Linked DNA regions of Homo sapiens: region 2 is linked to region 1. A link is a loop called in an ENCODE intact Hi-C map of the cell type or tissue named here. Cell type or tissue: CD14-positive monocyte. All regions are shown on one strand. Links, peaks and the distances in the headings refer to the core of each region. The heading gives the core; the rest is flanking DNA.

Evidence for each region. Peaks named below come from ENCODE experiments on the same cell type or tissue, not always from the same donor. Only the 100,000 strongest peaks of a DNase experiment are listed, where the experiment ranks them.
Region 2: a loop joins it to region 1, with 2.1 times the contacts of the local background. A loop is called at or near these places in 6 of 110 quality-filtered maps.

Annotation. Positions count from the first base shown.
Region 1 is chr20:60,140,480-60,151,045 of GRCh38, forward strand. All of the region lies in intron 1 of MIR646HG (MIR646 host gene), which reads left to right. Among named protein-coding and RNA genes, the nearest start is that of MIR646HG, 7.3 kb to the left of the region's middle. In CD14-positive monocyte, for the core only: no CTCF peak of the experiment used is centred there; no DNase peak of the experiment used is centred there.
Region 2 is chr20:60,250,187-60,261,107 of GRCh38, forward strand. All of the region lies in intron 3 of MIR646HG (MIR646 host gene), which reads left to right. It overlaps LOC105372698 (a long non-coding RNA gene), which reads left to right and starts at 5,605. Exons shown (of 2, transcript NR_171673.1): 1 at 5,605-5,667. In CD14-positive monocyte, for the core only: no CTCF peak of the experiment used is centred there; no DNase peak of the experiment used is centred there.

The DNA of each region.
Region 1 (10,566 bases), core at 1,817-6,816:
TAGTAATAAGCATACCCTTAGAATGACCCTGTATGGCAGATGCGCCTAAATGTGTGTTCTGTGCTAGGGAATCCAGGAGTGGCCAACCCGGAGATTGATTCTGTGTCTATGATAAACATCTGAGCCCCTGGCCTGTTCTGTGGAACGTGGGCCGTTCACGGGATTGAGGCCCTGAGTTTGGGATTGGATGAAGGTTGCCAGGGCGAGGTTACCAGGAGGGTGTTAAGTGAAAATGGTATGTACATGACATGCTGTTCAGAAGAGGTTACAGTTTTCCTGCCCGGCCCGCCACCACTGGAGCATTTCTGTACATAAGGTGATTTCCCTGTTCAGCCCACCATCATTGAACACTCTCCCTGCACGTAAGCCCCTAATAAAACCCCATGGCTTGGTTGCTAGCTCTGGGTCTCTTCGGCCTTCCTATTGAGCTTAATAGGGGTTCAGCACAACCATGGAACAAAGAACAACAAAAAAATTGGTGATCTTAGCTCTAGTTTTCTTTCCTCCCTGAATCACTTATGAAGGGAGTCATGTGGCCTTTCAGCCTTATCTCATTTGAAAACAGAGGCTGTAGGATCAAATCTCAGTCCCCTTAGTCCTATATTTAGGAGTCAAACTCTGACTTCTTCATGGGGCTGTCATCAGATGGCAAAGCACACAGGGCAAGGTGGAGCAGGAAGCTGCTGGACGCTCTGCCTTCCTTATCGAAATAGTGAGGTTACATGGGGAGAGCTGTGGTCCTGATTCACTTGAGTGTTTTTTAGGGACCTACTATGTGCCAAGCATTGAGCTGCCTCTGATAGTGAAGGTAGAATGTGATCAATAATAGCTGTGTTTAACAACACTGTTGTCTGAGCTACTTATGATGTTAGAGCTTGATGTCAGGAAAGCCAGGTGATCAGAGTTGCCATTCAGTATTTGGCCTCACTAGTAATTTCTTCATTGTATAAAGCAGTGCTTCTCGTGCACTAGCAAGCATCAGCACACCTGGAAGACTCATTAAAACACAAATTTCTGGACCCACTCACTGAGTTCCTGCTTCAGTAGATCTGGGGTGAGAGCTGACAATTTGCATTTCTAACACATTTGCAGGTGATGTTGCTGGTCTGGGGAAACCACAATATGAGCGCCACTGCTGTCAATTGAAATAATAACAGTTCCCATATATAGGCGATTTACCTGTGCCAGGTGTTATGTGGACAGCTTTACTTGCTTTATGTCAATTCCAGAGAGACTTACAAAGGAACTATTGATAGCTTTAATTTCTGAGATGAGGTATCTGAGAGTAAAAGCTGTGAAAACCCTGTTGAAGCTGGCACAGTGAGTGGGATTGGGGCTGAGCCCCCGTCTCTCTGGCTCCAGTCACATTGCTATCCATGCTTGGTGCACCCACTGACTTACCAAGCCACTCTACCTCCTTGGGGACCCTTCTCCCCATTTACCAATAAGTCACCTTCAGATAACACTGGGCACCCCCCAGGCAGTGCAGATGCCACCTAACAGAACATTCCCAGTTCCTCCTTCAAATTCTTGGGATGTTGTTGCCTTCACCCCACTTCTCCATGTGCCATAATCACTCAATAAATTGTTCCTGTCATTTTAAATGTTTGCCTTTTAAATATCAATAATCTTGTTTCAAGATTTTCTCTTAGTCTTTGGGTTTTCTGCAGTTTGAACATAATATACCTAAGGGTATGTGATTGTGGCTTTTGTTTATTTGTTGCTTGTTTTGTATTTATCAGTTCTCTGGGTCTATCATTCATTTTGAAACGTTATTAGCCATTATTACTTTGAACACTCATGTGCTGTTCTCTCTTTTTCTGGTATTCTGATAATACATACATAAAGCCTTTTGATGTTGTTCCACAGTTCTTAAGGATTCTATTGTTTTTTGTTAAATATGTTTTTCTCTTTGCATTTCAGTTTGGGAAGTTTCTGTTGCCATATGCTCAAGCTCACTGATTCTTTCCTTGGCTCTGTCTGGGCTACTGAAGAGCCCATCAAAGGCATTCATCATTTCTTTTGCAGTGATTTGATTTTTTGTATTTCCTTTTGATTCTTTCCTAGTATTTTCATCACTCTGCTTATATTACTTATCTGTTGTTGCATGTTATCTAGTTTTTCACTGGAACCCTTAACATACTAACCACAGTATTTTAAATTATCTGGCTAATAATTCAGAGCAATAGGAACTGAGGTCAACAGGCCTTAGTGTGAGGATTTATGTTCATCTGGCTCAGAGTTGGGCTGTGTTCAATATTTGCTGTAGGTGCCAGAAGCCTCGCCTCTTGACCTTGAGTCCTGCTCTTCAGAGCCTCTGTCTGGAGCTGTTTCAACTGTAATTCACTGCTGTTATACTGAAGCCCTGTTGTTGAGGTGGTAAATTGTAGGGGAAGGGGAGTGTCCTATAATCATCAAATTAAATCTCAGTCTTTCAGTGGGGCTCTGTGTCTGGCCTGTGACTTCACAAGTGTTTCCCCCAGCCTTAGGTGAGACTGGAAGGCTGGAGGGAGCTGCAGTAGAAAATGCCCTTCCCCAGGCTGGAATGAGGCTGAGAAGTCTTTCCCTTGGAGAGTGGACCTTCCAGGGGAAGGAGAAGGTCTGGTGTCTTTCATAAGGAATACTCTTCCTTTCCCTGCCAAAGCTGGGAGCAGCTCTTTCCAGGATCTTCACCATCAGAACCTGAAGGGCTCCTGGAGATAAAATCCATAAAAGTGTGAGGTCTCCCCAAGGCTGCAGTGACCAGTCTTACATTGCCTTCTTCAGTCTCACACATTCAGTTCATAGGAATGTGTCAACTTGATCATCTAAGTGTTCCTACCAGTTTATGTCTACAGCGGCTTCTGCTCCAGAGAGGCAGAGTTCAGCTGTGATTCTCTGGACTCATCCAGAGATGGAGAGATTCCAGATTTCTGGGTAGTGACTTACCCTGTTATCAAAAGGCAAACTTAAAACAAACTTAAAGGTCTTAATGGGCTTTTATTTTCAATTTGTCAACACCTCATTCTATAGAGTCCGTGTTCTAATGAGCTGAGCATAGGAAGTTGGCTTCATGGGCAGAAAGGGGCTGAAGAAAGCAGAAACAGAAAGCAGATTGGGCACTTTGAAGATATTTTCCTTGTAGGACTAAAACAAAGAGAACTTTCTTATTATGCTGACTGGTCATTTTGAAGATATTTTCCTTATGGGACTAAAACAAAGGAAACTTTCTTATGCTGACTCAGGTTAACCAGAATCTCTCGTTTTTTAGGAAAACTGGTTCATTTCAAAGTTCAGTTTCATTAGGTAGCCCTCAGTACATTGACTCTGTTCTGGTCTGCCCAGGGCCTAGTGCAGGAGGCCAGTCCTAAACAATGGCCTCCCATGAGCTCTGTTTCACACTGTGAACTCAGTTCTCCAATAGGTTCAAGAAAGGTCATTGATTTTCAGTTTGTCCAACTTTTATTTGTTGGAAGGACTGGAGTGATGACTCTCAAGCTCTTTACATATAAACTTGAAACCTAAACTCTCTTCCTTATATGTAAAGGAAAAATGCCCCCTTTCATGAATATATCAACGTATGTCATCTGTCAACTCTTTGACATAATTTACACACTCAGATAAGCCCAATTTTTAGCATTTTCTAATTGAACAAGAGACTTATGGTTTTTTCCCAGGAAATGTTGTGTCCACTCTCCATTCCCTTGTAGGAGATTTTTGTCGGGAAACAGGAGCCCAGGAGAGCCCAGGTGACACCATTTTAGAATTAATGCCATCTTAAAACCAGCAAGGCGCATTCCTTGCCAATCACAACCCATGGTCATAAGATGTTTATGGCTAAGGAAGCAGTTTACAATGACTGCAAGGACAAACTCCTATGACAACAAAATGTCCAGATGCCCCAATGTACATAAAAATATATGCCTTCAAGATACTTCTTATTATGCTTTGATGTACATATGCACTAAAATGCCAAATACAGTTTTCTTTAAATCAGCAGAATAATAAATTTTGTCACGCTGTCAGCCCGTCTGCACATAGTCATAGCTTAGCTTAGCTTTTGCATAGATAAGACCGCTATGGAAGAAAAACTTAAAACAAGGATGATGTGTTCCTTCTCTCACTTTCTGAGGATCCCCACTCTGTAATTGGAGTAGCTTTCAATAAATGATCTCATTTTATTGTATTCTGTGACTCACCTTGAATTCCTTCCTGCACAAGATCCAAGAACCCTCCCTTGGGGTCTGGATTGGGACTCCTTTTTCCAGTAACAAGATAATAAATGAGAGATGGAATTAATTCAAAATAGCACTTGTTGGAGTAACATTAAGGGGTAAAGATCATAGGAAGTTGGGAGAATTACTTCTTGTTTGGTCCAATATTTGAAACACTGTCATCAAATGAGCCCCGGATATTTTCATATTATTTAAATGACTGACTTCTAGCCCCTAGATTTTATCTTCCCAGGAATGTATAAGTAACTTTAACAACATGCTGTATTAAAACACATTGACACAATTATATTACAAAATGAGTGCATTTTTTTTCAATATATTGGAATTAAAATACACAATCAAAGTAATAAGAATTTTTCCCACTCCTCCTTCCCCTCCTGGCAACCTCACCTCCAGGATTTGTAACAGAGCCTCTGCCCCCAGCAGGCCTTTCCTCACCAGTGCTTGCAAACTGCAAATTATATGCAAGTTGTTAAAACAGTGCCTGGAGGCCTTTATCAGCCTGCTAAGGCTTATACATGTTTTGTTTGGTAGAGAGGAATAAAGCAATTAAAATCGGATGCATTCTGTTTATATGTGCAATTTAACTAACATCACCAGTGCCTCTCGATGTCTCGAGGTGCTCTCTGATACCAAGAACACAGAGGGATCTTTTCTGAACTTCTCGCAGGAAGTGGGTGAGGCCTCATGGGGTTTGGGAAGTGTCTCTTCCTTTCTCCAGAATCGTATGCTTTGTGGGCAGAGATCTTCAATGGATTTATCTAAACAACTGTGTGCAGTGGGAAGTCAAAGACCATGGATTTCAGGGAATTAAAAAGCTGAGGGTTTCAGGAAGAAAAAGAAGGCAATTTGAGGCATTTGGACTTAATGAAACTTACTCAGATGGTGACAGCAGCATTTTCTTGGATGCACAATTGGCCACTGGGGATGCTCATACAGCATTTTTTTTTTAAGGACTTGGTGGCTTCCCAGACAGGAAGAATTTGTTTTGACTAATTGTGTTCTCTAATGAACCCCTAAACACACTTCCTCTGATAAGCCTGATGAAGTGCTTCACCTGGGAAAAGTCTTGGTGCTGATTTTCTCCACCTGGCTCTCTGGGCTGCACTTGAAGCTAGCCTGGCTCCACGCTTGCCAACTGATTCTCCATCCTCCTCCACACCCAAATGACTTGTTTCATGATGGCCAAGCGATTAAGACAATGATCCAGATAGGGCAGGCATAGAAAGCCATACACATGTATCTTTGAAACCTTTGATGGTTGTACTTTGGCAAGGAATAAATTATTTGTATTACTATTGGATTTTCCATTCTTTTATTCCATTGCTTCACTGATCCATTTGGATGTCACACAAGCCTCAAATTTAACAAATGTGAAATAGAATGCTTAATGCTAATCTCTACAACTTATTTCTCCCCCTGTTCACCTACTGTTCCTCTTTCTGCAGTGGGCTTTCCCCAGAGTTTCAGATGGCAGGTTCCCTCTCATTCTTCGGGTCTCACCATAAGTGTCACCATCCTAGAGAGTCTTTTCTTGACCACTTGTTACGGAATGAATTGTGTCTCTACTCCCCATCCCTCCACCACCCCTGCAATTCATGTGCTGAAGCTCTAATCCCCCTATGTTACAGCATCTGGAGATGGGGCTTTTAGGAGGTCATTAAGTGTCAGGCCTCTGAGCCCAAGCTAAGCCATCATATCCCCTGTGACCTGCACGTATACATCCAGATGGCCTGAAGTAACTGAAGAATCACAAAAGAAGTGAAAATGGCCTGTTCCTGCCTTAACTGATGACATTACCTTGTAAAATTCCTTCTCCTGGCTCATCCTGGCTCAAAAGCTCCCCGACTGAGCACCTTGTGATCCCCGCCCCTGCCTGCCAGAGAACATCCCCTTTGACTGTAATTTTCTTTTGCCTACCCAAATCCTATAAAACAGTCCTACCCTTTGCTGACTCTCTTTTTGAACTCAGTCCGCCTGCACCCAGGTGAAATAAACAGCCTTGTTGCTCGCACAAAGCCTGTTTGGTGGTCCCTTTACACGGACACGAGTGAAATTAAGGTTAAATGAGGTCATAAGAGAGGGGTCTATGAATTTGCAGACTTAATGGTGGAGCTCATGCACTCTCTCTTCCTCCAGGGACACGCACAGAGGGAAGGCTCTGTGGGGTTTTGACAAAAAAGAGTCAAACTCTGTAAAATATTTGAAGGGATTTATTCTGAGCCACAAATGAGTGACCAAGGCCTGAGGCATGGTCTCAAGAGGTCCAGAGAACATGTGCTCCAGGTGATTGGGTTATAGCTTGATCTCATACATTTTCAGGGGATAGAAATTATAGATAAAAACAGAAATGAATACGTGCAAGGTGTACATTGGTTTGGCCTGGAGAGGCAGGGGCTCCCAGGTCATAGGTGGATTTAAAGATTTCCTGATGGCAGTTTGTTGACAGGGTTAAGCTCTGCCTGAAGAGTTGAAGTCAGCAGAAAGAAATGCTAAGATAAGGAGGGTTGTGGAAGCCAAATTTCTTGTTATGTAGATGAAGCCTCTAGGTAGCGGGCCTCAGAAAATAGATATTAATAGTAAATGTCTTTTATCAGGTGCTAAAATGTGCCAGACTCTTAGTTAAATCTCTCCTGGGTAGGAAACTACCTGGAAAGGGAAGGGGATTCTCTATGGAATGTAGATTTTCCCCATGAGAGACAGCTTTGCAGGACCATTTCAAAATATGTCAATGAAATATGTTCTGGGGGAAAATACTTTGATTTCTTTCAGGGCCTGCTATCTGTCATGTGACGTTCTACTAGAGTCAGGTTGGAATTTGATATCTTATTGCTACATGGATTTTCTTCTGTCAGTCTTAAGATCTACATTTTAATGTTAAAGCTGGTCAGTTGTGCCTGAATTCCAGGGGAGGAGGGTATAAGGAGGCATGTCGGACACCCACTTCCCATCATGGTCTGAACCAGTTTATTTTGAAATCCCCTTGGCCAAGAGGAGGGTGCCTTCAGTCAGGGGACTTTGAATTTTATTTTTGGTTTACAGAGGACATTGTGACAAGGTGGCCATTTGCAACCCAGGAAGTGAGGCCTCACCAGAACCCGACCATGCTGGCACCTGATTTTGGACTTACAGCCTCCAGAACTATGAGAAAATCCATCTCTTTTGGTTTAAGCCACCAAGTCTGTGATATTATGTTATGGCAGCCTGAGTGACTAACACATCACCTGAGGTGAAGTAGCCCCCATTATATTCTTCATCAAGACACCTTGCATTTTCCCTTTATAGCAACCATTCCAATCTGTGGGAATTTTGCTGATGGTCCTTCTGAAGGTCAGGCTTGGCCAGGTCAGAACAATGACCCTTTCATGTATCATTCACCTCTATGGCCCTTTCCCCACCCCATGGAAAGCACTGCAGAGCAAAAATAGGTGAGCAACAAAGACCTATTAGAAAAATAATTTCAGGATGTCAATCCTGTTAGATGACTTTAAAATTAATACTTTCTATATTTGCATAAGGGTGGATTATTTTATACTCACATGGTCTTAACATATCCACTCAGAAACCCTGTGAAATGGTGGGCCGGCACCGAGGTATCCAGAGAGTTATGTCCTATTTCAGGAGGAGAAAGCCAAATATTCAAAGCAGAGAGAAACCTCACTCTTCAGTTTTCTTTGTGAAGAGAGCACTCTGAGGATCTGTTTCATAAATAATAAAGAATGACAGACACAAAGAGGGAGAAGCAGGAAAAGATACAAAGACAAAGAGGAAAGGGGAAGCAGTATGGAAGAAAACAGGCCAGGCAGGAGCAGGAAGAGAAAGCGTGGAAAGTTGCAGAGATGCAGAGGCCAAGGGTTGGAGAATGAGCCAGGGGGAGCAGAAAAAATAAGCATGGAATGTCACAGAGATGCAGGGGCCACAGGGTGGAGAGTGAGGCCAGGGGCAGCATAAAGAGTAAGCATGGAAAGTCTCAGAGATGCAGGGGCTGTGGAGTGGAGAGTGAGGCCAGGGGGAGCATAAAAAAGCATGGAATGTCACAGAGATGCAAGGGCCGCGAGGTGGAGAGAGAGGCCAGGCAGGACTGTAAAGAGTAAGCATGGAAAGTCTCAGAGATGCAGGGGCTGAGGGGTGGAGAGCAAGGACACTTGTGATAGAGTGGGAAGTTCAAAAACCCAGAGAGGGAGCAGGAGCGGTCCTTTCATAATAAGATGTTTGGGGCATCAGACTGTTAGAGTTGGTATTTAGGCAGACATGAGCAGGGCAGAAGAGGGCCCCCTGCCCCAGGGATGTCAGGTGACCATCAGGTGATAGCCAGGTTGTTGTTAAGCTGTCTCTAATTGGCCATGCCTGGCACTAGGGAAAGGCTGTCTTCCAGTAGACAGGAAACATCTGAAGCTGGTGATCAGCTTCCTGATAGGATCTCAGGAGCTGGATGAGTGGGCCCAAGTATGTGCACTAAATGGCAAAATGGCAGAGTTTAACTGGTATGTGACCTTCCTCTAGGAATGCTTACCTGGAAAGGGTAATGATCTTGCACACAATTTCAGCAAACACACTGTGCATGCTCCTCTCCCAAGTGCTGGCAGGCCACTGCATGGGAGCAGCCTGCTGCAAGGGAAGAATCAGGGAAGAAGAAATGTGGACCCTGGAGTCATGTCATACAAGACCCCACCCAAGTCGAGGGTCAGACAGAGCACTTGAATCTCTCAAGTCGCCTGCTTGGCCCTTTCCAACTGTACTTTACTCCCTTTCATTCCTTCTCTAAAACTTTTTAGTAAACTTTTACTCCTGCTCTAAAACTTGCCTCAGTCTCTCACCCTGCCTGCTGCCCCTTGGCTGTATTCTTTCTTCTGCAAGGCAAGAATTGAGTTGCTGCAGACTTGTACAGATCCACCCCTGCTAACAAGACTAGACCGCAGCCTCCAAAGGCAGCCCCCACAGTGGGCGACTGCTGACATGGGGGTCTGGGGAATGATGACCTCAGTCACAAATTTGCCTTAGACTGATATATCATATGCACTTAAATGTTTATAGAATGGCTGGCAGGTGCCATGAACCAGGGGCAAGGAAAGGCTTGGGTTGCCCCAAGGTTCAGAACCTCAAGAGCAGTTCTAAAGTAGATAGTTCTTTCTCTTAGCATGGTGGCCAATTCCAAGGGAAGATGCTCTGAATAGGATGGCCTCCTGTATTTGGGAGCTGAGACTGCTTGGGATTGCTCAGCCAGCTCACTTGCAGACTGAACACTGAAGCTGTGTGTGTGACCTCCAGGACAGCCCCAATTTCTATGCCCATGACCATGTGTTGCATATAGTTTCTTTCTTCTTCATTATCAGGAGCTACTTTCTATCTGGCTCGACAGGACAATGTGCCCGATCATGTGGAGATCAAACATGTTCCCCGAATGTTGAGTATGCAGTGTGTGCACACACACAACCCATGCCTTAGATATATGACTTGTCTTCGTGAATCGTGAAAGCATACCTTTTCTTCCCTCAGCTTGCCTTTCCAGAATAACAATAAGGTAAAGCCCACATGGCTCCCAAATAGGATCTTTGGGGATTATAATTATCTAATAATTGACACCAAAGTGATCCTCCCGACTTGAAGTGGGAGGAAATTTGGATTTCTAAACTAGGGCAAACGCTTCTTATGAAGCATCAATGTGTGTTGTGTTCCCTATTCTCTTTGCTTTAAAAAATAAAGAGAATTATATTTCTTTTTCTTCAGGCAACTTTGCAGACTATCAAAAGACATAGATATCTGAAAACTGTATCTGCCTATTCCCTGTTAGCCGTCATTTGGAAATAAATTTGATCCTTGGTTACTGCTTGACATAATGTACAGGTGACCAGCAGGAGGGAAACCAAAGTATAAACAGATCCAGTCTGTTGACAGGGATTGAATGATGCAGCAACTTGATTGCATTGAGCCATTTAAACTTTCTTTTTCTTTTTTAAGCTACAGGTTGAATTAAAAAAATGAAGTAAACTCGAGAAATCCATTAAGCCAGATTAGTATTGAACTCCAGTCAAGACCGTCACCTGTGGTCATTAGATCTGGCTGTGGGTGAAACAAAAAGTAAAGTCTGACTCCTGCTTCTCATATCCACACTTATCCAAATCACCTGAGATTAAAGAAAATCCTTTAACTGGTGTTAGAGAGGGGACCTAAGGTAGAAGATGTAAAGCATGAACTACCTACAGTGATGCCTTGACACCATAGAACCAAAAGCTCCAGACTTCTGTTCTGAGGATGGAAACGCGGTTCAGCTGGACTTAACTGTGCTTAGAACCCCACACTGGATGTGTATGGTTCCCCTAGGAGGACCAGTAGGGAGGCTTACAGAGAGGAG
Region 2 (10,921 bases), core at 2,586-7,585, 110 kb after region 1:
GCATTGCTCTTACTCTGTACCAGCACAGGTGGGCTCTTGGCATGTGACAGGGCAGCCAGCCAGGCAGCTCTGTGCTGTGGGGTGATCTTCTCTGGCGGCTCCGACAGACACGCGTGCAAGAGGAGACTCTGAATAACTGGGCCTTAGCTTGGATGCACCTCAGTCATGCTGTGGGCAGAGAGAGCCTATGTCACCAGAAAAAAGGAGAGGGCTGGAGAAACATGCTGGAAAGACAAACAGCAAAAACATTTTCCTGGATCATCCTGGCCCAATGTAACCATGAGTCATTAAAACTGGAGGAAGGTGGAAGAGTGCTCAGAGGGTTGAGACAGGAGAGGAAGGAGAAGAGATTCAAAGCATGAAGAGACTCAGCACTGCTGGCTGGGATGATGGAGGAAGGGGGCTACAAGCCAAGAAGTGTAGGCTCCCTTTAGACACTGGGCAGGGCCCGCAGCTGACATCAAGGAGACAGGACTTTGGTCTTGCAACAGTGAGGAAATGTGTTCCACTCACGCAGTGAGCAGGCAAGGAAGCAGGTTCTCTCCAGAGCCTCTAGAGAGAAACCACAGCCCTAAGACACCTTGATTTTGGCCCCGTGAGACCTATGCCAGCCCTCTTACTGCCGCAGGGTGAGATAGGAAATTGGTGGTGTTTCAGTCACTGAATTTGTGGCAATGGGTTATAGCAACAATGGAAAACTACGGAAGAACCAAATACCCCAGCTGTATCAAATTAAGAGACATAAGCCCTGTTGCAAACCCTGGCTCATTGCCTCACCTGCAGGGTCCGTCGTCCTCCCTGAGGTGCAGTTTCCTTGCCTTTAAAATAGAAATAACAGCACAACCAACCTCCCAGGTTGCTCTTTTAATTGAATAACATTATTCTTGTAAGGCACCCAGCACATACTAGCTGTTCAATAATTGTTAAATTATGAAGAAGAACCAAGAGAAAAAAAGAGAGAGAAAGAAGCTCCTTTGATATTTTTTGGACTTTTAAAAATAAACTGGGTCAAAAAGAAATACAGCTTAAATATATGTTGCAGACTAATTCAGTTTTGAAGTCTTTTGAGAGCTTTTATATTTTCATCTCTATAAAATTGTAGAGTGCCTGAAAATACTCCAAAATACATTAAAATTTCATTAGAAGGTGCTGTATGGGGCCACACCTTATTTTTCTTGAAAGGAAAGGAATGTGAAGGGGAGGGAACCAGAAACACATAATTTCAAAATTCCACTTCCAAATGCATCTATTTTTTGACATTTAAAATCGCAAACAGATTCAAATGCCTTGGCTATAGTGTCACAGCAAGTTGAAAACCAAGCACATTAACATGGAATTATTTCTGTATTAAAAGGTTAACCTTGTCGGTGCTCAAATGTGCTTGCTTCCCATTTCATATGGCTGGGTGTGTGGTTTTTCTCCTGCATTACATTTCCCTATCACACAAAACAGCCTTGACCCAACTCTTTTATTTTTGCTCGACTTCCCTGTCTTTTAGGATGGACATAAAACCTTGGAGTCTTGGGGTTGGAGTCCTGTATACACCGTCTACCAGGTGGGGCCGTGGGCTGGTTATTCAGCCTCTGTGATTCTCCCTGCTGGCACCTGTAAAGTGGGGACAACAGTGGAACTATCTGACTGATTGAGTGGTTGGAGGATGGGACAAGAGAACCCCGAGAATGCACTTGGCAGAGTAGCCCCTGAAACTCACAGGCTATAAGTGTTCTCATCGCCTCCACTCACCCCCTTAACAGTTCTAGTGCCGAGTATCCAACCCAGGCTGGTGTTTATTCACTCCAGCGTCACATAAGTAATGTCATTCAAGGTCTCTGGATCTTATCCGCCTGTCTTTTACTTCTCAGCTCCTAGGTGCTCTGCCCATTGATTTGTTGCTGCTATTCTAGGAGGGTGTACATTCAAAAATATTTATCATTCTTCCCCTGCCCACCCTACCACCCACGCCTTGACTGTCCAGGGATGAGGGTTTATTCTCAAATCATTGGTCGGGGCCAAGCCCACACACTTGCAGTATGGAATCGTCCTTTACTCATTGGTTTATTAACAGAAAATCATTTTCTAACTCACTATTACAATAACAATGATTATTGCAATTGAATTGCAATTCAAGGTGTCTTCCAGTGTTTCAATGGTTATTTTTATTTCGCAGTTGCCAGTATTGCTAATAACTCATAAGGGGTTACAGTCATCACCCACTCCTATTAGCTTCAAGGTGTCTGCAGCAGATGCAGGGAGGCAGGAGTTCTTGCGGGGCAGAGGGGCTTTAGCAATCCCCTTGTCTGAGTCTCATCCAGGGAGTCAGCTTCTGTTTGATTCCTGTACTCGTCCCCCTGCCACTTCCACCTGTCCAAGGCTTCTGAGGAGCTGTCTGGTACGGAGGCACCTCAGACCCGCCAGGACGTTCTGTCTGACTTGACGTCTGACTTGACATCTGCCCTTTGTTCTGAGGGGCCAAGGTCAGGCAGTGGAAGGAGAGCTGGCTGCCTGCCTCTCTGCACAGGGAGGCTGAGTCTACTTCAGACCACCTGTCTCCAAAGCTCAGACCACTTAAGATGTGAACACAGAAAACCTGCAAGAACCTTTCTGAGGGGATGTGGGGTCTCTGAGTTGGGATTTCTCTCGAGATAAGGATTTGAGTGATTGAAGGAAACACCAGTTAGAGAGTGGGGAAGGGAGACAGGGACTGAAGGAGGTTGCATCCTTGAAGGTGCATCCTCAAGCTATACTCCATGAGGCAACTGACCCCACTTGCAGCCTTTGTGGCACCATGAGGGAAGTGGAGAAAATGTCTCTGCACTGTCCTGAGAGAGGTGTGGGAAAGCAAGGGCTCATCTGCAGCCTCCACCCATCCTGGGCCAAGGCTGCTCCCATTACCCATTCTGGACTCAGAGCTGCAAGTGCCCCCCAGGTAGCAGCCTTCCGTGTTTTGAGGAGGCTCCTCACCCTTCTCCAGCCAGCTTCTTTCTTCAGCCTGATGCTTGGGGCTCCTGGCAACTTGAGGTCCGACCTCCTGGCTGTAGTGGTGGCAGTGACAGAGAGAGGGCTTAACAGAATCTCCATGTAGGAAAGAATCTTAAAGGGTGAGCATTAGGTATGTAAAGGGAGGGTGTTTACTGCAAACTGCAGGTGCACTGATGCCCATGTATGTCTGCAGCCACTGTCATTCCTACCTGGAGAGAGCTCAGGAGAGAGATGGTCAGGACAGAAGTCCGTCTGTGGCTGAGTCAGTACCTCAGGTGGGAAGAAGCTGATGGAATCCTTCTTGGGCAGCTCCTGCCCCTCTCCAGCCTAACTGTAAGCAGTTTGGAGCCCCAGCACTGGCCGGGGGCGGGGAGGGGGGCGGTTCATTTTCTCCTTACGTCCATCTGGAGCTCCCTGAAAATGCTGACAGGAAGGTACAGGATGTTGCAGTCCCTGCTGGGCTGGGGCAGCCCAGTGTGGCCTCTCCAGGTGGAGTTCCAGGCTGCCGTGCAGTCAGGTGGGAGAGGAAGTCTAGGTGGATGGATGGGGCCATGGCTTCGAGCTGGTGGACAGGCACCTGGTAAGAACTCCTATTAGGACACTCAGAAATTTCTGGGGCCACTTTGAGGATCCTCATTTCATCAATCAGGCCAGTAGGTAGATACTAGTGGAGGGTGTCTACCCACCACCAGGGGGTCAGCCTACCCATTAGCAAACACAGGGAAAGTCCAGTTGATGGACAGGCTGTAGAGTAACAAGCCTCAAGATTAAGGAATTGTTTCATATTAAAAGGAGACTAAAGAGATGAGAACTAAATGCACCAAGTGATCTTGGATGGATCCTGTGCAGGAAAAAAATCCTATCAAGGACATTATTGGGACAATTGACAAAATTGGAATACGATCTATCATTTAGATTTTTGTATTAATGTTATATCTTCTGAAGTTAGTGACTGTGCTGAAAATATGTAATAAGTCTTGTTCTTAGAGTGTAGACACTGAACATCATGGAGAAATGGGCACGGTGGGTGCCACCTGCCTAAAAATGACTCCGAAACGCAAGCTTGCACACACACACGTGCACACGTATGGAAAACTAGGCAAAATGTTAAAAATTAGTGAATCTGGGTAAAAGGTGTATTGGAGATCTTTGTACTATTCTTGCAAATTCTTTTATAACTTTGAAAATAATTTCAAAATAAAACATTTCTTAAAAAGGTATTTTGAAGGCCAGGCATGGTGGCTCACGCCTGTAATCCCAGCACTTTGGGAGGCCAAGGTGGGCGGATCACGAGGTCAGGAGATCGAGACCATCCTGGCTAACATGGTGAAACCCCGTCTCTACTAAAAATACAAAAAATTAGCCGGGTATGGTGGTGGGCACCTGTAGTCCCAGCTACTTGGGAGGCTGAGGCAGGAGAATGGTGTGAACCTGGGAGGCAGAGCTTGCAGTGAGCTGAGATGGCGCCACTGCACTCCAGCCTGGGCGACAGAGCAAGACTCTGTCTCGGAAAAAAAAAAAAAAGATATTTTGAACTTAGGTTTAGTTACAACTTAGGCCAGAATAGCACACCCATAGGTGCACACACAGGATTGTCTCCCTGAAGGTAAACAGCCCCCTGCCCCCATTACTCCTACCCCCACCCCACCCCCTCACCGAGCGTGGTTCATGGAGCACCCAGGCAACCCCACTGCAGACGCCAGCATTCGGGTGCATCCACTCAGGAACTCTGATTTGGGACTCATGCTTGAAACAGCCAATTGCGTTTTTTTCTGTCTTTATCCTCTTATTCCACGTGACCTCTTTTGCTGTTTGCTCTGAAGCTGACCCTTACTGAGCCCCAAGGCCCTTCCAAGTGAATCATGACTGTGTCACATGGCCTGTATTTTAAGCCAGATTCTTGCTAACATACTCGCAAAATTGGGTGAAAATTTATCCGGTCCTTTTGGCATGATGTCATGAAAGAAACTTAATTTTTTTGCTAGAGTGAGCCTGTCAGGCAGGGCCAAGGAGGTTACAGGAAGGGTATGGCTCACCCACAGACCCTCCTGGGGAAGCCAATATCCAAAATGCCCAGGCACAGGAACTGTTAGGTCACTTTCATCAGTGAGAGGGATGGGCAGAGGGCCAAGCACTCACCCTCAGAGCCAGAGACATTGCCCCGAGGCACCTTTATATTAGAAAACGACAGGAAATAGAACAGTGCCACACAGGCAAAGCATCTGTCCATTGTGATCAAATCAGGTGCAAAGTATAAGAAATGAGAGGACCCTGTGATGTTGCTGGGGTCTTCCTTTCTCAGTATCTCCTTGAAGCTGAGGTCCAGGAGGGGCTGGGTCTGGCTGGAAGAAGGATTTGCAAGAGAAGGAAATCTACCCCCAACCCCCAGAGGAAAGAGGGTGCTCCCCGTGGTGCACAGTGGCAGCAGCTGGAATTAGGGCAGGCAGTGTAAGGCTGCTGCAGACACAGAAACTGAAAACACACAAGGACACTCCCAGGGATTCATAAACACACCAGCCAGGTGTCCTCTCCACAGCCCATTTGCAGCTGGCAGAAAAACCCTCCCAATCTGCAGGGAGGAGCTTCACAGGGACCCTGGAGAGAATGTTGTGCTTCAGCGAGTTCACATAAAATCATCTCTGACGGTGTTGAGGAAAGGTGAGCAGGGGACTGGCCACCCTATATTAGGTTTGTAAAATTTTAATATTATTCCTTTTAATTTGTGAAGTCAATATTTTCTTTTCTCTGTGCTGGGAAAGGCTGCGCCGTGGGGGCCGACTCAGGGTCCTCTCCTCGCTGGGAGGCCATGGCCTCTTATGTCTTATTCACTGGCCTCCTGGCAGACTCATAATGAGCCCACGGACCTGCTGTGGAATGAAGCCAAAGCTGTGAGTGTGTCTGGGTGACTTATTCTCCTCTCCCAGTGCCAGGGAACTTTGGTCTCTCAGTCACTCATGGATTCAGCAGATACTTCGGAGCAGCTGTTATGGACCAGGTGCTCATAGCTCTCACATCACTAGGTACTGAGGTGAGAGCTGTGAGTAGAATGGCAAAGTCCCCACCCTGGGGGGCTCACATTCCAGCCAGGAGATGCACAGGAAATAAGGGAGCAGACAGCCCCACGGGGTGTGCTGTGAGATGCCAGCTATGATGAAGCCGCTCAGGGCTGGAGCGGGTGGCTGGAGATTAGGTGGGTCAAGGTCTTCGGGAAAACTGCAAGGCCACCTGAGCCCAGGGGACAGGTGCCTTCAGATGAATTAGGGGTCAGGGAGTGGGAGCAGTGGAGGAGGACCTGGGATGTGGGAAACAGTGGGAGGAGCACAGCCTGTGGGGCTCAGGAAGGGTTTTGGGTTGCATCTGAGTGACAGGAGAAATGGGTTTGGAGATAGAGTAATGACATGGTCAGAGCCGTGTTTTTATAAGGAGCTTCTGATGGTGAGCAGAGATGGGGTCTGGGGTCAAGGACAGAAGCAGAGGGATGAGGCACTCAGTATCAAAGCCAGTCAAATCATTAGAATGACCCTACTTGAATTCAGTGTCTGTGATCCTCAATGGCTGCCCAGACTGAGCTGTGCGAGGCAGAGTGTCCCTGTTCCTTATCTGTCCCCATGAGTGGTCATGGTATTGGTGACAGCGGGAAGCAGCCAACACTTAGGGGGTACTCTTGATGGGCTAGACCAATGCTTCTCAACAAGGGGGATTCTTCTCCACAGCGTACATTCAGCAATGTCTGGGGGCATTGTCATTGGCACATTTGGGGGTTGTGCTCCTGGCATCTAGTGGGTGCAAGCCAGGGATGGCGCTCAGCATCCTGCAGGGCACAAGATGACCCCACCTCAGAGTAGTGTCTGACACAGAAAGTCCCAAGTGCTGAGGCTGAGAAATCTTGGGCCAGAACAGGATAAAGGCTACGTGTGCTTTGCTTCATTTCATCCTAGGAGAACCCTGTCAGGAATTATGATTCTCATTGTGTAGTTGGGGAAGCTGAGACATGGAAGGCTGAGCTGTCTGACGTGACGCAGCTGGGGAGTGGCCGAGCTGGAAATGGAGCCCAGGTCTGTCTGACTCTGGAGTCTGTGCCTTTGACTGATGCAGAAATTCAGAACATCCGTGCTGAGGCGTAGCAGGGGTCCAGCATACACGGGGGCTCAAGTGCATAAAAAACCCTCTCTTTGTTTTGAGATGCAAGTTCGTCAGGACCTCCAAAACATTGCCTCCCATCTTCCCCTCCTCCAAACTGTTCGGCGATCCCCTTGGTTTGTTCAGCCTCCCCAGAGTCATCAAAACATTGACACCGCTTCCCTATTATTCATCAAAAATGCACCCTGTCACACCAGCAAGCCAGGGGTTAAGGCATCTCAAGGTGAGGGTGGAGGAGACTGAGTTCAGCAGAGGGTGAGTGGCCCTGTGGGAGCCGTGCCCGGACATGACAGAGGTGGGATTCCAAATATGAAAAACACCTTCCTCCTGCCCCAGGCCCCTTTCTTATGAGAATCCAACAGGCAGCCAGTGGTCTCCAGCATGGGGATTCCTGGACCACGTCATGTGGTAGGTGACCCCTGAAGGCTCACTGCACCTGCTGTATCTATTGGACATGTGTGTGTGTGTTTGAGTTGAAGACTATGTATAGGAATTCAATTCAGCAGACATGTGGATGCTTACCACATGCACTGCCTCCACTTGCTTTTGCCTGTGTGCACCTGCTCATGCAACATCTTCATGGCAAACCCAGGGGCACATGCACTGGGGTAGTGCAGGATCCAACGGTGCCATCTGCACCCAGCAGACTTTCCAGGAGAGAAGATTGACTGAGCACTCAGCCATCAATGTCAGCCTGTAGTGGAAGGCTCTAGGGCAAAATTCTTTTATGGGCATCGCAGAACAAGTCTTCATTGAACACTGTGAACCAGACAAGTGGGAAGGTGGATGAAGAGCTAATTCACTGAAACAAGGTGAGACCCCACGGACCAACCAAAATGTGGAATCAAGGCTGCTACTGTAAGGACTTTCAGCTGCTTAATCATGTATATTCCTTCTCCTGTTATAGATGAGATGCCCGAGAATGTTCCCTCCCCAACTCAGAATCCTTTGCAAAACCACCAGGATCTTGGACAAAGAGGTAATGAAGATTTTCTGCAATTAAAAAAAAAAGAAAGAAAGAAACTTGGAATGAATCTATTTTTGCCACTTCAAGTGTGGGTTCACCTGACCCATAATTGCCATGTTCCTGCTCATTTTGCCTCTCCGCCCCCAACTATTGATTTGATTTGGGAGATAAATATGCTGCAGTGTTATTTAGAGTCAACCTGCCTCTGAGTGTCGGTTAGGAGGGTGGGGAGGAGAGAAGGTGGCACTGAGCAGAATTTTAATCAGGTTTTAGCGGTCTCTACCTGCTCATGTAACTAATCAAATACTCCTGTCCCGAGGGCAGAAATTCACACAATGCATTTCCATTAAAAAATTACTCTTTAATCAACTTCCTCCTACTCAGGGCCATCCGAGGGGCAGGAGGACCAGGCATTCTTGCCAAGGTCATCCTGATTGTGGAAGCTTGCCAGGACAGAGTCCCATCTCTGGAACAAAGTCTTCTTTGTGCGTGGTGAGATGGAGTTGGTGTCTTTTGGTTTTATTAACCTAGGGACTATTTACCCATCTCACTATTTCCCTTGCATATGTCTAAAAGGCAAAACTAGGAAAGGGCTAGGTGGTCTCTGAATCCTCTCCTCTCTATCTCCCTAAAAGAGGTGGCTGTTTCTGTCAAGACCATTTGGTGGCTGGAGAGACCCACGGCAGATAGCTACTTACTCAGCTATTTCCGTGTGTGTGTGTGTGTGTGTGTGTGTGTGTGTGTGTGTGTGTGTTGCGGAGGTCTTCATATTTGAAAAAATATTTTCTTTATATATGACAATACTTGATTCCAACAAATTATATCATAATGCTGGAAGTCCAGGCAGCCTGTTAAGCCAGAGTGGCAGATCCATTATGTGGCCTGGGAATCAGTGTGGACCCTTTCAGTGACCCTGAAATCCTAAGTGTAGATAACACACCCTGCTTTCACGCTGAAGTGCTGCAATATGACCCAAAAGGAAGAAATAAAACCTCTCAGTTGTTGTTGCTAAGAATTCCTATTACCAAGAAAATCCATTCATGCAGTATAAACTGTTGGTTTTCTTAGAGGGCAAAAATCAGGGTTAAGCCTGGGTTTTGGCCTCCTACAAAAACGTAAGGCAGCAATGAGGAAAGACGTGATCCTTTACTGAAAGAAAACAAATACTTAGGATCATAGGAAAGGTTTCACAGCTAGATTTTTTTTGGGATGGAGTCTAGCTCTGTTGCCTAGGCTGGAGCGCAGTGGCAAAATTTCAGCTCACTGCAACCTCCACCTCCCAGGTTCAAGTGATTCTCCTGTCTCAGCCTCCCAAGTAGCTGGGATTGCAGGTACCTTCCACCACACCTGGATAATTTTTGTAATTTTAGTAGAGACGAGGTTTCACCATGTTGGCCAAGCTGGTCTCAAACTCCTCACCTCAAGTGATCTGCCTGCCTTGGCCTCTCAAAGTGCTGGGATTACAGGTGTGAGCCACTGCGCCCAGCTGGCTTCATAGCTAGATTTTGGATGCTAGAGTCTGTGGAAATTTTGTCTTCTCTCTCTGTCTCTCTCTCACCCTTCTGAATACCTGCCCCATTTTCTTTACTTTTCTAAAATGTTTCCATTGCTTTTCTATCTTGCTCATGCTTTTCAGTTGCAAATGGTAGAATCTGTCCTAGCTAGTAGCTAGTTTCAACATAAAGGGATTTCCTTAAAGGGCCTTGGTTAGCTCACAGCATCCCTAGGAAAGTCAGTGACTTGGGCTTGAGGTCTATGCACCCAGGAACACTAGCCCTCACTGAGCTGCTTCCTTCAGGGTCCAGGATGCCCACTGCCCCTGCTGTCTCTGAAGCTTGCTGTGGGGCAGGCTGATGCTATTGGTGTAGACCTAGACACAGGTCCCTGCAGTTAGGACAGATACCTGACCTGGTCCCACATGCTGTGAGGACACAAGACCCCGTGTCCTTATTCTTTGCCAGAGCTTGGAAGCAAGGAAGACAGATACATCAGGACGGTGCCTAGGCAGTCTGCAGCTGATGGTCCTCTATCCACTTCATAATCTTTACTGTGTGCCAGTGAACAAGAGCCCCAGGTGCCCACCCTCCTCAGAGACAGTTCTGTGCGAAGGATAGACCAAACCAAGCAAGCAGACAAATAAATCACAGTAATTGTATGAGGAGGAAAATCAGCAAGGAAACCAGCAGTCAGTGTGCGGAGAGCTGTTCCCCAGATGGAGTCAAGGAAGTCTTCCTGCAGAGGTGACGTGATTGAGACGGGAGTTGGGGAAGGTGCACTGGAAGCTGGGTGGGTCTCAGAGGGCAGCCTGGTGGTTTATTCGGCCTGGTTGTGTGTGCCAGGCACGGCCGAGGGCACTAAAGGAAGGGTGCCTCACTGCAGAGGAGGAGGAAGCTCCAGTGCCGGCAGGCTCCTGGGATGGAGTAAGGACATGTGGGTGTCGGGATGTGATTCTGGTGAAGCATTTGAGCCCTACCACTCCAAAACCTGAGTTCAAGAACTCACCCACTACATATGAGCAGTGTGGACTTGTGAAAATTAACCTCTCTTATCCTTGGCTTTCTTTTTGGTACAGTGGAGTTGATGAAAAGCATCAGCTTCAGAGGATTGGAGGAAAGGCACGTAGAGTGCTGATGACAGGGCCTGGCACACAGCAGGAGCTCAACCAATGCTCAGCGCTGAGAAGGGACTCACTGTGCTTAGCAATATTGCTGCGGGAAAGCCAGATTGTCCCTTCAGGATCCATCAATGCCGAGGGCAAGGAGAGAAAAGCATTTGGGATTTTCTTTTATGGGTCTCTTCTTTCAATTTCATTTTCATGTATCTCAATTTTTGTTG